Linked DNA regions of Homo sapiens: region 2 is linked to region 1. A link is a contact called in ENCODE Hi-C or POLR2A ChIA-PET data. All regions are on one chromosome and are shown on one strand. Each heading gives the region's core, a stretch centred on a gene start or an enhancer-like site at or near the end of the contact. The rest is flanking DNA. Distances are from core to core; before and after follow the strand shown. Region 1 holds the start of RBM6 (RNA binding motif protein 6). Region 2 holds the start of PPM1M (protein phosphatase, Mg2+/Mn2+ dependent 1M).

The links. A loop is a pair of places that touch in the nucleus more often than their neighbours do. ChIA-PET counts read pairs that join two places held with the same protein, here RNA polymerase II (POLR2A). Pooled maps may share reads with other maps.
Region 2: a pooled map shows a loop between it and region 1 (4-fold over the local background). The contact joins the promoter of PPM1M here to the promoter of RBM6 in region 1. A Hi-C loop is called at or near these places in 2 of 50 pooled maps. POLR2A ChIA-PET finds 5 or more read pairs at or near these places in 2 of 52 experiments (activated B cell and naive thymus-derived CD8-positive, alpha-beta T cell).

The regions. Positions count from the first base shown.
Region 1 is chr3:49,938,209-49,942,623 of GRCh38, reverse strand. It overlaps RBM6 (RNA binding motif protein 6), which reads right to left and starts at 2,474. Exons shown (of 21, transcript NM_005777.3): 1 at 2,399-2,474. RefSeq lists a silencer at 2,044-2,243 and enhancers at 1,800-2,321, 2,384-2,443, 2,474-2,523, 2,554-2,613, 2,322-2,844.
Region 2 is chr3:52,243,273-52,247,687 of GRCh38, reverse strand. PPM1M (protein phosphatase, Mg2+/Mn2+ dependent 1M) reads right to left here and starts at 1,929. Exons shown (of 10, transcript NM_144641.4): 1 at 1,640-1,929; 2 at 876-993; 3 at 460-714; 4 at 1-6. The coding sequence starts at 1,863. RefSeq lists silencers at 1,586-1,645, 1,686-2,055.

The sequences.
Region 1 (4,415 bases), core at 1,225-3,724:
ACCATGCCCTCCCTGGTTACAGAGTTTCTGTTTGAGATACTAAAGTTTCAGAAATAGTGGTATTGCTTGTACTACATTGTGAATGTAATTAATACCATTGAATTGTATACTTTTTTTTTTTTTTTTTGAGATGGAGTCTCGGAGTCTCGCTCTGTTGCCCAGGCTGGAGTGCAGTGGCGCAATCTCGGCTCACTGCAAGCTCCGCCTCTCGGGTTCACACCATTCTCCTGCCTCAGCCTCCTGAGTACCTGGGACTACAGGCGCCCACCACCACGCACGGCTCATTTTTTGTATTTTTAGTAGAGATGGGGTTTCACCGTGTTAGCCAGGATGGTCTCGATCTCCTGACCTCGTGATCCGCCCACCTCGGCGTCCCAAAGTGCTGGGATTACAGGCGTGAGCCACCGTGCCTGGCTGAATTGTATACTTAACAATGGTTTAAAGAGCAAATTTTGTTAAAATATACATAAACATACATAAAAATATATATTTACCACAATTTATTTAATTGATTTTTTTTTTTTTGAGACAGTCTTGTTCTGTGGCCCAGGTTGGAGTGCAGTGGCACTATCTCCCCTTACTACAACCTCTACCTCCCCGGCTCAAGCGATTTTTCCATCTCAGCCTCCTGAGTAGTTAGGGCTAACAGGAGCATGCCACCACGCCTGGCTAATTTTTTTTTTTTGTATTTTTTGTAGAGACAGGGTTTTGCGATGTTGCCCAGGCTCACAATTTGTTTTAGAAATACTATAACAGGGCCGGGCACGGTGGCTCACGCCTGTAATCCCAGCACTTTGGGAGGCCAAGGCAGGTGGATCACCTGAGGTCAGTAGTTCAAGACCAGCCTGGCCAACATAGCGAAACTCCGCCTCTACTAAAAAAATACAAAAAATTAGCTGGGCATAAGGCGAAACGCTGCCTCTACTATGTTGGTTTTTGTTGAGTTTTGCGGGTTTTTTTTTTTTTTTTTTTTTTTTTTTTTTGAGACAGAGTTTCACTCTTGTGGCCCAGGCTGGAGTGCAATGGAGCAATCTCAGCTCACCGCAACCTCCGCCTCCCAGGTTCAAGCGATTCTCCTGCCTCAGCCTCCCAAGTAGCTGGGATTACAGGCATGTGCCACCATGCCCGGCTAATTTTGTACTTTTAGTAGAGACGCGGTTTCTCCATGTTAGTCAGGCTGGTCTCGAACTCCCCACCTCAGCCTCCCAAAGTGCTGGGATTACAGGTGTGAGCCACCAGGCTCGGCCTGGTAATAGAATTCTATAAGGAAAGGTGCTACAACTATCCAGAGAGACCTGGGACCTGTCCTGCAGGTTAGGTATCTAGTTAGATGCTAGTTTCTGAGACAAGGTTCAAATTCAACTTTTGTGTTTCACCAAAATGGTAACATATTATTTAGTTACTTTCTTCACTGCCAGTCCTACCATCACGCACCAGCTCTTGACACCTCTCGTTAGAGACCTCACAAATTCAGTAATGGTGACATATTTAAATCATTCACGCTGGTGGCATTTCTCAATAGGAAGGTGGAAACTAGCAAGCCGAGGGCACAATCCAGGGTTCAGAAAATGAACCAGGTGACCATGTCTGCATGTCTACTGAACTCCTTCACTTAAATCCGGCTACTCTGACCTTCACAAGCAAACCTGGAATATGCAAAAAATACAATTACGCTCACGGTTTATGTACCCTACGAAACAGGGCCCTTCCTTCAAAAAAAAAAAAAAAAAAAAGGCATTCCCAAAGTTGAACCCATTCGCCTAACGTCAATTCTAAAATAAAGAGAAAAACATCTATTTACACCGCTAATGGAATCTAAAGCGTGAATACGATAAAACATCCTTCTCCTTCATTGCCTAACGGGCGCAGAACCCACCAGACCACTCTCCCGCTTCCAGGTTCTACCGCCCCGACGACCGGGCTCGGAGCTCTTGTGCCCTCCGGTCCAGCGGAGCCTCCCTTGTGTCTGTCCAAGTCTGAGGACGAGGCTACGTGCTAAGCACAAGAGCTCCCTTCCTAGTGATGCCACAGAATTGGATCTGAAACAGGAAAACCGCAAGAACAGCCCGCTTACAGCTCCGAAGAGTAGGAGCACAGAGCCGCAACCACGCGCCGGCCCCAGCCTCACAGCTGGCCGCTCCGCGGCGGGACCGGTAATCTACTGCCGCGCCGGGCCCCGCCCCAGGCCCGCGACGGTTCCGGGGCGTTCCTGCCACGGGCGGCGCCTCCCTCATCTCACCGTTGCTTGGTCTTCTTCCCGAGCGAGGCCGCAGCCGCCCCGCGACACTGAAGCCACAGCTTTCAGGCTGCGCGGGCCTGCGATGTCTAGAGCGGGCCTGTCTGCTGGCTATTCCCTGGCAGGCTCTGGCACGCCTCCCCTCCAGTCCCGGGCCCTTACCTAGGCGGCGAAGCCTCCACGGCCCGCTCCTCCTTCTCCTCAGCCTCCGCCACCGACCCAGCGCCGCGGACACCGGAACTTCCTCCGCGCGGGGCCACTGCTACCACAAAGGCGCCGCGCCGCTGCCTTCAGCGCTCGGCCCGCTGGGAGATGAAGTACAGCTGCCGGTCCCGCAGACTCTTACTCCCGCCGTGCCCCGCGCGCAGGGGACTTGCCTTCTGGGGTGGGTCGTAAGAGCACGCTGTCCATCGCCATCCAATAAGAAGGCGCGCTTACCCGCCCTACTCCGCGTGACCTGCTGGGAGTTGTGGTTTGGCCTCTGCCCTGTGACACCTGGTCCTCTTGTGCTTTCCTCTCAGTTGATTGAGGCTTACAGTTTTTTGGTGGCTTGACTTTCCTGAGGTTTGCTCCCTGCCAGCAGCTCGGGTACGGCCCTGGCCTGCCTAGCTCGAGGCCTCCTTATTGTCCGTTAGTGTGAGAGAAATGGAAGGGAGCTTCTTCGGGAGTAAGTTTAAGCCATCTCCAGCTGGTTGGCGGGGCGCGGTGGCTCACGCCTGTAATCCCAGCACTTTGGTAGGCCGCGGCGAGTGGACCACCTGAGGTCAGGAGTTCTAGACCAGCCTGGCCAACATGGTGAAACCCCATCTCTACCAAAAATACAAAAATTACCCGGGCTTGGTGGCAGGTGCCTGTAATCCCAGCTACTCGGGAGGCTGAGGCAGGAGAATCACTTAAACCCGGGAGGCAGAGGCAGAGGTTGCAGTGAGCCGACACTGTGCCACTGCACTCCAGCCTGGACAATAGAGCAAGACTCCACCTCAGAAAAAAAGAAAGAAAGAAAAAGGCCGGGCGCAGTGGCTCATGCTTGTAATCCTAGCACTTTGGGAGGCCGAGGTGGGTGGATCACGAGGTCAGGAGTTCAAGACCAGCCTGGCCAAGATAGTGAAACCCCATCGCTACTAAAAATACAAAAAGTAGCCAGGCGTGGTGGCGCATGCCTGTAATCCCAGCTACTCAGGAGGCTGAGGCAGAGAATTGCTTGAACCCGGGAAGCACAGGTTGCAGTGAGCCGAGATCGCGCCACTGCACTGTTGCCTGGCAACAGCGCAAGACTCCGTCTCAAAAGAAAGAAAGAAAGAAAGAAGTTGGGCGCAGTGGCTCACGACTGTAATCCCAGCACTGTGGGAGGCCGAGGCGGGTGGATCACGAGGTCAGGAGATCAAGACCATCCTGGCTAACACGATGAAACCCTGTCTCTACTAAAAACACAAAAAATTAGTGGAGCGTGGTGGCGGGCACCTGTAGTCCCAGCTACTCAGGAGGCTGAGGCAGGAGAATGACGTGAACCCGGGAGGCGGAGCTTGCAGTGAGTCGAGATAGCGCCACTGCACTCCAGCCTAGGCGACAGAGGGAGACTGTCGCAAAAAAAAAAAAAAATTACCCGGGCTTGGTGGCAGGCGCCTGTAATCCCAGCTACTCGGGAGGCTGAGGCAGGAGAATCACTTAAACCCGGGAGGCAGAGATTGCAGTGAGCCTAGACTGTGTCACTGCACTCCAGCCTGGACAATAGAGCAAGACTCCGTCTCAGAAAAAAGGAAAGAAAGAAAGAGGCCGGGCGCAGTGCCTCACGCTTGTAATCCTAGCACTTTGGGAGGCCGAGGCGGGTGGATCACGAGGTCAGGAGTTCAAGACCAGTCTGGCCAAGATGGTGAAACCCCGTCTCTACTAAAAATACAAAAATTACCCGGGCGTGGTGGCGCATGCCTGTAATCTCAGCTACTCAGGAGGCTGAGGCAGAGAATTGCTTGAACCCGGGAGGCGGATGTTGCCGTGAGCCGAGATCGCGCCACTGCACTCCAGCCTCACAACAGAGCAAGACTCCGTCTCAAAAAAGAAAAAGAAAGAGGTTGGGCGCAGTGGCTCACGCTTGTAATCCCAGCACTTTGGGAGGCCGCGGCGGGCGGATCACGAAGTCAGGAGATCGAGACCATCCTGGCTAACACGGTGAAACCCTGTC
Region 2 (4,415 bases), core at 680-3,179, 2.3 Mb before region 1:
CTCATCCTGGGGAAAACCGAGGCCACCTTAGCTGCTGCCTGTTCTGCCACCATACTACTTTGTCTCTCAATCCCCACCCTACCCTACAGTTCACTTCTACCAGCAGGCCTGACAGTCCCAGCCCAAAGTCCAGCCATACCTCCAAGATCCCTGCAGTCAGGAGATCTAGACAAGGGAAGTGCTACTCAAAATAGGAAGAGAAACCAGCCCCTGCACCAAGGACCAATAGGGTATTCAATTAGATGATGCAGGTAAAAGCAGTTAGCACACAGTAGGTGCTGGATAAATGAGAGGGGTTATGCTGATAGTGATGGCTGTTAGTAACAATCCAACCAACCCAATCTCATCCTCCCAATCCAAGGATCTGGTGTGATGACCATGGGTATACAGAGATGCCATTTCCTGAGATCCCCGGGGCAAAATCTCCACTTCTTCCCCAGCCAAAAGCCACACACTCACACATTCCTGAAAGGCACTCTCCAATGCCCCGATCACCAAGTCTTCTGCCCTGATGCCCTTTTCCTCCACAAACTGAGGGTCACTGGGGCAGATGCAGCGGCCATTGAGGTGCATGGGGGGCTGAGTGGCCACCAAGCCTTCCACCACGGCCTCCAGCTGCCGGCGCAAGCAGGAGTGCAGGGTGTTGGCAGCCAAGATGGCTGCTGCAGGACCGCCGTGCCCATCGAACAGTGCCCAGTAATGGCCTGTCAGGAACTGCACAGGAAGGGCTCAGTGTCAGCCTCTGCCTGACTTCCCCACTTGTCCCCTGACGCAACCTAACTAGGACCTGGGGCAGCAGGGTAAGAACCTCAGCCTGCAGGTCGTGGCCCCAGCCTGTCGGAGGGATTCCAGCCAAGAACTCAGACTGCACTCACCTCCTCTGGGCACAGGGTCAGCCACTCTTCTTCAGCCCCAAACTCACATCTCCGGATGCACAGCTTCCCACAGGCGGCTTGATCCTCATTGAATTCAGATTTCTCTGCATTGATAATCCTGAGGCCGGGAAATGGTAAGCGACCCTCCAGGGACACACCTATGTCCCCATGGGCACAGGGACCCAAGCCAGCACAGGGAGAAGACCCCTCCCTCTGGGGCAACAGCTCCCCAGTGCTGTCCCTAACACACACTTAGACAACCACGATGTAAGCTTCCTAACTTCACTGGCCTCATGGCTAAGGTAAAAGTCAGGGCCCAGCTCCTCTGGAGCCTACCTGGTGACCCAGGGCTAGACGGTAAGGGTAGGTTGCCATTCCTGCCCCTGTCCTGTCGCAGCCCAAAGCCCTGTCCCATACAGCGCAGGTCATACCCAGGGTGAGATGGTGGGGGTAGAGGGCGAGGGGAAATCTCCAAAGCCCCGAATGCTGGAACTCTACCGAGTCTCTGGGCCTCATCTTGGAAGCCCCTGGGCTGCAGGTCCTTCCCGACCTCCTGTCTTCTCTGAGGGGGAGGTCGGAATCCCAAGGAAAACGCTGGGTCGGGATGACCGGGAAGTTGTCAGGATTCGGAGGTGAGGGCAAGAAGGGGCTGTCCACAGGTGGGTGGGGACTGTCACTCAGCTCCTCCCGCTTTCTAGGCGGGCGCAGGACCCGAAGCGGGTTCAGGCCCGGGCCTGAGCTGGGGGTCGGGGAGGGGCACTCACTCGGCGTAGCCTGCATTCCAGGGTAGCGTGCGTCCTCGTGCGGGGCTGCGCACGGGCCGGGAGTCTGGGCGGCGCGAGGCGTCGGCCGCCCCGGGGCTGGAGCTGGAGCCGCGAAGGAAGCGGGGCCGTCGGTAGGGCACGGGGCTGGCATGCGGCCCAGGCGGCCGCGGCGCGGGGAGCGGCTCCCCAGGCAGGAAGCGGCGCCGGAACCAGCCGGCGGACATGGCGCGGCGGCAGGGGGCTGCCCGCGGAGCGCGGGGCGCTAGGGCTGGGCCGCCCGCGGGAGGAAGAAGCGGGCCGCGGGCGGAGCCGAGGGAGGGGTGCGCCGGCGGGAGGCGGGGCCGGGGGCGCGCAGACGGGAGGCGTCGCCCCCCAGCCCCGACCTCCGCCCGGGAGTGCGTGCGCGGCTGGTTCGCTGACTCCAGGGGTCAACGCTCGCGACCGCCTGAAGAAGCCCACGCCGGCATCAGCCCCATTTGACAAGCAGGAAAACCGAGGCCTAGAGAGGCGAAGTCGCCTGCCCAGCGTCCCACAGTAGCCAGGGAGGACTGTTCACCCACGCTTGCGGGGCACTGGTGGTTGAGAGGAAAAGTCCCCCACACTCCGCGGGGCCAGCGTCGCGCAGATCCTCGGACCTCCTCCTGCTGGGTGGGGACCTGACGCAAGGGGAAGATGGGGACAAAATGAGCTGGGAGGTGTCAGACCCCCACATTGAGTAAATGCCACCGAGCACAGGTTCCTTCAGGCGGCCTCCAATCCTCTCCACCCCGGCCTGCCACCCTCCACCCCAGACGGGCTTAGTGGGCACCTTGGCTTTCCCCGTCCTGAGAGGCTGCTGCCACCCTCGAGGACAGTCTTCCAAATGGCTGTCCCTGCATTCAAGATGTCTTCGCGGAATAGACAGCAGGATCCTTACTGGACTGTGAGTGAGTGACGGACAAGAGAAATCTGTGTGAGTGTAAAGGGGAATCCGTGGTCCCCCAAAGGCTCCAGCTGGTCCGAGTTCAGACCTGGGACGGAGGGAAGTGAAAGACGAGGAACCATCTTGCGGTCTCTCAACCACTGGCTAGCTGTCACCAGGCGGTCAGCCGCAGTGTCCCCTTCACATCTGCGAGTTAACAAAGCACTTTGTCACCCATTTGTCACTCAAGTCCAACTCCCTGTGCAAAAGTGTTACTTTGGCCGGAGGCAGTGGCTCACGCCTGTAATCCCAGTGCTTTGGGAGGCCGAGGCGGGCGGATCACTTGAGGTCAGGAGTTCGAGACCAGCCTGGCCAACATGGTGAAACCCCGTCTGTACTAAAAATTAGCCAAGCGTGGTGGTGTGCGCCTGTAATCCCAGTTACTCAGAAGGCTGGGGCACAAGAATCGGTTGAACCCAGGAGGCAGAAGTTGCAGTGAGCCGAGATGGAGCCACTGCACTCCAGCCAGGGCAACAGAGCGAGACTCAGTCTCAAAAAAAAGAGTGTTACATCATATGGACGATTCTGAGGCCCATGGAGGGGAAGTCTTGGACACCCAGGGCTGTACTATTTCCATTATGACAATGCAGCTGACTCAATCCTCGCCCCCAGGGCACTTCTCTTCCCCTTTCCTCCTCCAGGAAGCCAGGGCTTGCCAATTAAAAGCGGCTAAGGCTCCACAGCCCAGTGCCTGCATATGAGCTGTATGAGGAGTCCACCTTCACCTCCACTCCCTAGCCCAGGTAGACGCTCAGTAAGCCCTACTTCCTCCCAGCAGCTAGTCCTGCCCCAGTGGGAGTTCCTCGGGCCCAAGAAGGAAGGTTCTTAGGGCAGGGACCTGTGCCCAACACCCACTCCCTCCGATGACTCAGTCCCAGACCAGCCTGGGGGCTGATTGACTGAACCCACAGTGTCTGCTGGGGCCACACTGGGCACAGGAACGCAGTGCTAATGGAGACAAGCCAGGCCTCTGCCCACCAAGCCCCCTGCAGTGATGGTAGCAGTTCTGGTGGATGCTGCTTCATCCAGCTGGCAAGAGGATAGGGGCGATGTCAGAGAAAGTTTCCCAAAGGACCTCTGAGCTGTGAATTGTCACTGTGACAGAACAGAAAGGTACCAGGGTGGGGCAGGCCCAATTCAGTCTATGGGGCCACTTCCTCACCCTCACCAGTTGATGCCTCAGAGGATTTTAAAGTCTAAAATTGGACAAAACAAAGTGCATACACTCTATTCCCCAACCCACCCCTGGGTGGGGGAAAGCCTTGTCCTGAAGTATTTTCACAGAAGCTCTGGGCAACCAAATGTCATAGGCAGTCTGTTGCACAGCTTAGCCATTGTCTATTTTCAGAGCCATGTGGAACCACATGGCAATCCCATCCTCTCTGTTCCAAGGTGGCCTGAGTGTTCCTTCAGTGCTACCAGGCTCTTCTGGCTTCCTGGGCTCCTAAGCGCCTCACTCTTGCCTGGATCTTAAGCCTATGTCTCTTGGTTTACTCCCTCATTTTGCTGAAGTGCATCCTTCAACAACTTTCCAACAAAGGGTGACTGGGAGGTACTTTCCTGAGAGATGTTATTTATCTATCTTTTTCTGTGAATGGTCTGTTTGTATCCTTTGCCACACTTTCTACTGGGCCATTTGTCTTTTTCTTTTTCTTTTTTTTTTTTTTGATACAGAGTTTCGCTCTTGTTGCCCAGGCTGGAGTGCAATGGTGTGATCTCGGCTCCCCATGACCTCTGCCTCCTGGGCTTAAGTGATTCTCCTGCCTCAGCCTCCTGAGTAGCTGAGATTACAGGCATGTGCCACCACGCCTGGCT